Linked DNA regions of Homo sapiens: all the other regions are linked to region 3. Evidence: read pairs that join two places in POLR2A ChIA-PET (ENCODE). Cell type or tissue: GM12878. All regions are shown on one strand.

Region 1 (2,500 bases), 350 kb after region 3:
CTAGCTACTCGGGAGGCTGAGGCAGGAGAATCACTGGAACCCTGGAAGAGGAGGTTGCAGTGAGCCGAGATCGTGCCACTGCATTCCATCCTGGGTGACAGATCGAGAGTCGGTCTCAAAAATAAATAAATAAATAAAAAAGAAAGAAAGAAAGAAGGGAGGGAGGGAAGGAAGGGAAAAACTAAAATAAAAAGGAAAGAGCCAAAACCATAAAATTCTTAGAAGAAAGCGTAAGGGTAAATCTTCATGACCTTTGATTTCACAATGGATTTAGAGATGATACAAAAAGGATGAACAAAAAGAAAAATACATGAATTGGACTTAATTAATATTAAAACTTCTGTGCATCAAAAGACATCATCGGGGCTCATGCCTATAATCCCAGCACTTTGAGAGGCTGAGGCAGGCGGACCACTTGAGGTCAGGTGTTCGAGACCAGCCTGGTCGACATGGCAAAACCCCGTCTCCACTAAAAATACAAAAATTAGCCAGGTATGGTGGTCCATGCCTGTAATTCCAGCTACTCAGGAGGCTGAGGCAGGAGAATCACTTGAACCCGGGAGGCAAAGGTTGCAGTGAGCTGAGATCACACCACTGCACTCCTGCCTAGGAAACAGAGTGAGTGAGACTCCATCTCAAAAAAAAAAAAAAAGCCAGGCACAGTGGCTCACGCCTATAATCCCAACACTTTGGGAAGCCAAGGTGGTGGATCACAAGGTCAGGAGATCGAGACCATCCTGGCTAAAACGGTGAAACCCCGTCTCTACTAAAAATACAAAAAATTAGCCGAGCATGGTGGCAGGCGCCTGTAGTCCCAGCTACTCGGGAGGCTGAGGCAGGAGAATGGCGTTAACTTGGGAGGCGGAGCTTGCAGTGAGCGGAGATCAGAGCGAGACTCCATCTCAAAAAAAATAATAATAATTAAAAAAAAAAAAAGACATCATCAAGAGGCCAGGCATGGTAGCTCACATCTGTAATACCAGTGCTTTGGGAGGCTGTGGAGGCAGGAGGACTGCTTGAGCCCAGGAGTTCAAGACCAGCCTAGGCAACATGGCAAGACCCCATCTCTACAAAAAATTTAAAATTTAGCCAGTCATGGTGGCATGCACCTGTAGTCCCAGCTACTTGGGATGCTGAGGTGGAAGGATCACTTGAGCCCAGGAGGTTAAGTCTGCAGTGAGCCAAGATTGCACCACTGCACTCCAGCCTGTGCGACAGAGCAAAAATCCATCTGAAAAAAATAAAAATAAAAATAAAAAATAAGAGAGTGAAAAGACAATCAATGGAATAGGAAAAAGTATTTGCAAATCATAGATCTGATAAGGGTTTAATATCAAAAATAAAGAATTCCTATAACTCAACAACAGAAAGACAAACAACCCAAACAGGCAAAGGACTTGAACAGACATTTCTCCAAAGAATCTATACAGATAGCCACATACAATAAGCACATAACAAGATCCTCAACATCACTAGTCATTAGGAAATGCAAATCAAAACCACAATGAGTTACCACTTCATACCTAGAATAGCTATAATTTAAAAGTTCCAGGTCAAGTGCAGTGGCTCACGCCTGAAATTTCAGCACTTTGGGAGGCCGAGGCGGGCAGATCAGTTAAGGTCAGGAGTTCGAGGACAGCCTGGCCAACTTGGTGAAACCTGTCTCTACTAAAAATACAAAAATCAGCCAGGCGTAGTGGTACACACCTGTTATTCCAGCTACTCAGGAGGCTGAGACATGAGAATCACTTGAACCAGGGAGGTGGTGGTTGAAGTGAGCCCAGATCAAGCCATTGCACTCCAGCCTGGGGGATAGAGCTAGACTCCATCTCAAAAACAACAACGAAAAAATAGAATAAATAGGCCAGGCATGGTGGCTCACACCTGTAATTCCAGCACTTTGGGAGGCCAAGGCAGGCAGATTACTTGAGGTCAGGAGTTTGAGACCAACCTGGCCAACATGGTGAAACCCTGTCTCTACTAAAAATACAAAAATTAGCCAGGCGTGGTGGCACATGCCTGTGATCTCAGCTACTCAGGAGGCTGAGGTGGGAGAATCACTTGAACCCGGGAGGCAAAAGTTCCAATGAGCTGAGATAGCGCCAGTGCACTCTAGCCTGGGTGACAGAGTGAGACTCTATCTCAATCAATCAATCAATCAATCAATCAAAGTTCCAGCTACTTGAGAGGCTGAAGCAAGAGGATTGCTTGAGCTCAGGAGTTCAAGACCAGACTAGGCAAGACAGCAAGGCTTTAAAAAATAAAAAAATGAAGAAAGAAATAAAATAAATGTTGGCAAGGATGTAAAGAAATTGGAGCCTTCACACACTGCTGGTGGGGATGTAAAATGGTGCAGCCACTATGGAAAAGTTCGGTAGTTACCCAAAAAAGTTAAATAAAAATTATCATATGACCCAGCAATACCATTCTTAGGTGAACACCCAAAAGAACTGAAAATAGGAACTCAAACACTATGTACACCAATGTTTGCTGCAGCATT
Region 2 (2,500 bases), 370 kb after region 3:
CCTTCGCTTCCTAGAAAGACAGACCTGGATGCCCCTTATCTCCTGGCACCACTGGCAGTGCTCTGATGTCTCCTCACCCCACCAGACCCGCTCCCCGAGTTCACAGCTCTGGTGACTCGGCAAAATGCAGTTGAAGCCCATCAGTCTGTGCCAAGCTCTTAGCTCAAACACAGCCCCTCCTACTCCACAGAGCTCTCTTATACTTGAGGAGTGCCCAGAAAGCCTAGCACCCAGAAGTCAAGCTAGTTACCCATCAGACTCATAGGTCTAACAGGTCTCGCCTACTGGGGAACTCCTACTCATTCCTCCCAACTGTTCCCAGGCTCTGCCTCCTCTTGCAGAAAGACTTTCAGTCCACTCTCTACTGAATGGGCCACAGGCTTCCTGAGGACAAAGCTGATCTGTGCTGGCTTTACATCTGTTCTCCCTATACCTAGTATAGGGCCTGGAACATAGTAGGTATATATAAATATTCTGTGAAATCTTGACATGAAACTTTCCTTATTAGACTAGCTTAGTGTGTTCTTCTCCAAAAGATATTGTCAAAACAAAGGACGTTCTGGAGAACAATGACACTAACAACTGGGTTTATAAATACCTTTTACAAAGGAGGTGTACTCAAATCTACAGAAAAGCAAGTTTACAGATTAAATGGAACAGTAAGTTGATCAAGCCCGGCCCAGAGCATGCCACAATTCTCTGGCCCTACACAGCACCATGCACCTTTCAGCTCTGTCCCCTAACATTGCAATCTGGTAGGAATCCAACAGAACATTCCTTCACTCTACCCAGGGAAGAAATGCAACAGCTACAATGGGGAAAGGCAGCAGCAGCATGGACATGTGTGTCTAGGATCAGGCGAGGACATCTGATAAGTCAGGCTACTCCACTGCACACCCTAAGCCCTGCAGCCAGGGTAGGCCACCAAACATCCCAGGGACTCAGGGCTCACTCACAAAATGGGAAGGTAGATGATCACCTGCTCTAGCCACTTGCCAGAGATGCTGTGAGGATCAAACTAGGTAACACAGGAAAGCTAGACAACCAGTTAATGCTTGGGTCATGGACTAAACCAGGATAAAAAACACACCTCCAAAATCCATGGGAGGCTGACAATGGTGGCTCCTGCCTGCAATCCCAGCACTTTGGATCACTTTGAGGCAGGAGGATCACTTGAGGCTAGGAGTTGGAGACCAGCCTAGACAACACAGCAAGATCCCATCTCTATAAAATAGTTAAAAAAAAAATCAGCTGGGCATGGTGGCTCATGACTATAATCCCAGCACTTTGGAAGGCTGAGGTGGAAGAAATACTTGAGCCCAGGAATTCAAGACCAGCCTAGGAAACATTGTGAGACCCCATCTCTACAAAAAATAAGAAAATGAGCCAAGCATGATGGCACACACCTATAGTCCCAGCTACTCAGGAAGCTGAGGTGGGAGGATTGACTGAGCCCAGGAAGTTGAGGTGGCGGTGAGCTGTGATCATGCCATTGCACTCCAGCCTGAGCAACAGAGCGAGACCCTGCCTCAAAAAAAAAAAAAAAAATCTACAAAAAAAGGGAAATGAGCCAGTTGATGTCTGCCTGCCCTGTGTAACTGCCTTTGGCCTCCTCAAAACCCACCTGGCCCATACTAACATGTGGCTGCATCCCAGCCATGGGAAGGCTTTCAGGGATTCCATAAAGAGACCATGAGGAGCTATTCATACTCTTGCCATCTGACAGTGGTCAACTGAAGCAGGATACCACAGGTATACATGACCTGAGACCTTTCTAAAACTGATGTTTCCTTGCTGGGCACCATGGCTCATGCCTGTAATCTTAGCACTTTGGGAGACTGACGCAGGTGAATCACCTGAGGTCAGGAGTTCGAAACCAGCCTGGCCAACATGGCGAAACCCCATCTCTACTAAAAATACAAAAATTAGCCAGGCGTGGTGGCGTATGCCTGTAATCCCAGCTACTCGGGAGGCTGAGGCAGGAGAATCACTTGAACCCAGAAAGTAGAGGTTGCAATGAGCCGAGATTGAGTCAATGCACTCCAGCCTGGATGATAAAGGAGACTGTGTGGCAAATAAATAAATTAATTAATTAACATCTGATGTTTCCAGATCAGCTCAACAGCCATGTTTACCACATGTAAAATGCTGGGAATAGATGCCCACCTTTCTTTAGACTTCCAGTCAACACCTATAGTTCACCAATCTAACATGACACAGCAAGATCGACTAAAACTGAAATGTTAAAACCAGTTGAAAGAATCCAGATCTCCAACATAGCCAGACCTCATCTCTCAAAAAATACAAAAAGAAAAAAAGAATCCAGGTCTCTAAGTGTAAACACTTCCCTTCTGAAGTTGGTCTCTGCTCTCTACCTAGATAACTAACTCAGCTGTTATCTATGATAAAGACTAGGAGAAAACAATCCATTTTCCTCCCTACAAATTTAAGAAGTGCACTTCAGTTTCTGTGGCAGTATGAGACTCCAGCACCACCATTT
Region 3 (2,500 bases):
TTTCAGTAGAGGGAGTGGAGCTGAGATGGGGAGACCGTACTGAGCGGTCCAGGAGTAGGGAAACAGAGCTGCTTTGCAGCTTCTGTTCCAGAAGATGGGGGTTGGGGGGCGGGGTTGAGGGCCAGGGGTGGGAGCAGGAGCAGAACAGAAAGCCTCCCTGCTCACTGGCCTTTCCCCTTCCCTCACTGGCTGCCCATGGAGCCAGGATCAGCATGGGAACAATCAAGGAGGCAGGGGCTTATCAGTACTATGGACCCCTACACTGGCTCTGCCTGGTGGTTCTTCTCTTCGCATACCAAAGACAGAAATTAAGCCTCCAAGAGTGGTAACTGACCTCGGTCACACTTGGTGGGTGTGGGAAAGGATTCAAATGTAGGTCTGTTCTCTTCTTCATCTATCATGGTCCCTGTCCTGGAGGCAAGTCGTCTGGGGCTCAGAAAACACCCCTGTTGCCACTGATTGGAATTCCAAGGGTCTGGGTGAAGTGGGGATGGGCCTCCAGCTTGCCTCCAGCCTGAAAAAATAGTAGAGGGTGTTGAGGCTGGGAAGGGAGGTGGGGCTCATGTTGTACAGGGCCTGAGCCAGGGAGCTTGGGCTTCATTCTGAGTACTGTGGCAGCCCTGGGAAGGTTTGTAGCACAGAGGGATATTGTCATTTTTGGAAAGATCCCTTTGGCTGCTTAGGTAGAGAAGGGCTTCAAGAGGGCAGGAAGGGACAGGACTACAGAAGGGGCTGCTTCAGAGTCCAGATTAAGGAAGGAGAGGCCTGGGCAGTCAGAAAGGAAGAGAAGCCGGATGTGGTGGCTTGTATCTTCAATCCCAGCACTTTGAGAGGCCAAGGTGGGAGGATCACTTGAGCCCAGGAGTTCAAAACCAGCTTGGGCAACATAGTGAGACTCCCATCTCTCCAAAAAAATTTAAAAACCAGCCAGGTAGACTGGGCGCAGTGGCTCACGCCTGTAATCCCAGAACTTTGGGAGGCCGAGGCAGGCAGATCACGAGGTCAAGAGTTAGAGACCAGCCTGACCAACATGGTGAAACCCCGTCTCTACTAAAAATACAAAACTTAGCCAGGCCTGTGGTGATGCGCACCTGTAGTCTCAGCTACTCAGGAGGCTGAGGCAGGAGAATCGCTTGAACCCGGGAGGCAGAGGTTGCACTGAGCTGAGATCACGCCACTGCACTCCAGCCTGGGCAACAGAGTGAGACTCCGTCTCAAACAAAAAAAAAAAAAAAGAAAAAACCAGCCAGGCGTGGTGACACAGGCCTGTAGTCCCAGCTACTCAGGAGACCGAGGAGGAAGGAATGCTTGGGCCCAGGAGGGGAGGTTGCAGTGAGCCAAGATCATGCCACTGCACTCCAGCCTGGGCAACAGAGCGAGACCCTGTCTCAAAAAAAAAAAAAAAAAAAAGAGAAAGGGAGGCTCCTACTAATACTGTGCCTGTGCCTGTGAGCTGTGGCCTGAAATCAAGAAAGCAGAACCACACTGGGGCCTGGGACTGTCCCAGACCTGACCTGTGTGAATTTGGGAAGCAACTTAGCATTACTAGGCCTTAGTTTCCTCTTCTGTAAGCCACATTAGTGGGGTAGCCACGGGGAGTCAGGCAGATGACAGCTGTCACAGAGTTACTGCCCAGGGCTCAGCTAGAGGGACACAGCCTGCCAGGGATGGGCCTAGGGAAGGAGTTAGGGTTGTTGACTGCTGGTGGCTTGGTTTGCAGGGGCCTGGATCCCATCCAGACCCTGGTGATTCTGGGGTTGTCTCAGGCTAGGCTGGGCCACAGTGGAAGTTCACTGACTGCCCTGGCCTGGCCAGGCTGTGACTCTGGTTTTGGCAAGGAGACGGCCAAGAAACTGGACTCCATGGGCTTCACGGTGCTGGCCACCGTATTGGAGTTGAACAGCCCCGGTGCCATCGAGCTGCGTACCTGCTGCTCCCCTCGCCTAAGGCTGCTGCAGATGGACCTGACCAAACCAGGAGACATTAGCCGCGTGCTAGAGTTCACCAAGGCCCACACCACCAGCACCGGTCAGTGGCAAGTGTCCACCAGGCAAGGGCGTGGCAGGGGAGTGGGAAGGACACGGGGACTGGAAGTTTGCTGCTGGGCTGACCTAAGGCTTCCCTCCTCTGCTCTGTGACCCCAGGCCTGTGGGGCCTCGTCAACAACGCAGGCCACAATGAAGTAGTTGCTGATGCGGAGCTGTCTCCAGTGGCCACTTTCCGTAGCTGCATGGAGGTGAATTTCTTTGGCGCGCTCGAGCTGACCAAGGGCCTCCTGCCCCTGCTGCGCAGCTCAAGGGGCCGCATCGTGACTGTGGGGAGCCCAGCGGGTGAGTGCCCCCCCCCACTGGAGCAAAAAGGAGCCCCCTGGGGTGGGGGAGGGCTTAGGGAGCCCCTTGCCAAAGCTGAGCTGCCCCACTCCCAATCCATCCGCAGGGGACATGCCATATCCGTGCTTGGGGGCCTATGGAACCTCCAAAGCGGCCGTGGCGCTACTCAT

The links. ChIA-PET counts read pairs that join two places held together with the same protein. Peaks named below come from ENCODE experiments on the same cell type or tissue, not always from the same donor. Only the 100,000 strongest peaks of a DNase experiment are listed, where the experiment ranks them.
Region 1: POLR2A ChIA-PET joins it to region 3 with 6 read pairs; 1 of 35 experiments calls an interaction of 5 or more read pairs at or near these places.
Region 2: POLR2A ChIA-PET joins it to region 3 with 7 read pairs; 2 of 35 experiments call an interaction of 5 or more read pairs at or near these places.

The regions. Positions count from the first base shown.
Region 1 is chr16:67,785,095-67,787,594 of GRCh38, forward strand. All of the region lies in intron 2 of RANBP10 (RAN binding protein 10), which reads right to left. Among named protein-coding and RNA genes, the nearest start is that of RANBP10, 20 kb to the right of the region's middle. In GM12878, no CTCF peak of the experiment used is centred here; a DNase peak (open chromatin) is centred at 1,527; H3K27ac peaks cover 967 bases.
Region 2 is chr16:67,800,564-67,803,063 of GRCh38, forward strand. The region is part of intron 2 of RANBP10 (RAN binding protein 10); the gene reads right to left. Among named protein-coding and RNA genes, the nearest start is that of RANBP10, 4.7 kb to the right of the region's middle. RefSeq lists an enhancer at 1,586-1,665. In GM12878, no CTCF peak of the experiment used is centred here; a DNase peak (open chromatin) is centred at 1,498; H3K4me3 peaks cover 928 bases; H3K27ac peaks cover 2,077 bases.
Region 3 is chr16:67,433,813-67,436,312 of GRCh38, forward strand. HSD11B2 (hydroxysteroid 11-beta dehydrogenase 2) reads left to right here. Exons shown (of 5, transcript NM_000196.4): 2 at 1,816-2,028; 3 at 2,145-2,330; 4 at 2,437-2,500. Among named protein-coding and RNA genes, the nearest start is that of HSD11B2, 3.9 kb to the left of the region's middle. RefSeq lists an enhancer at 1,674-2,175. In GM12878, no CTCF peak of the experiment used is centred here; a DNase peak (open chromatin) is centred at 1,519.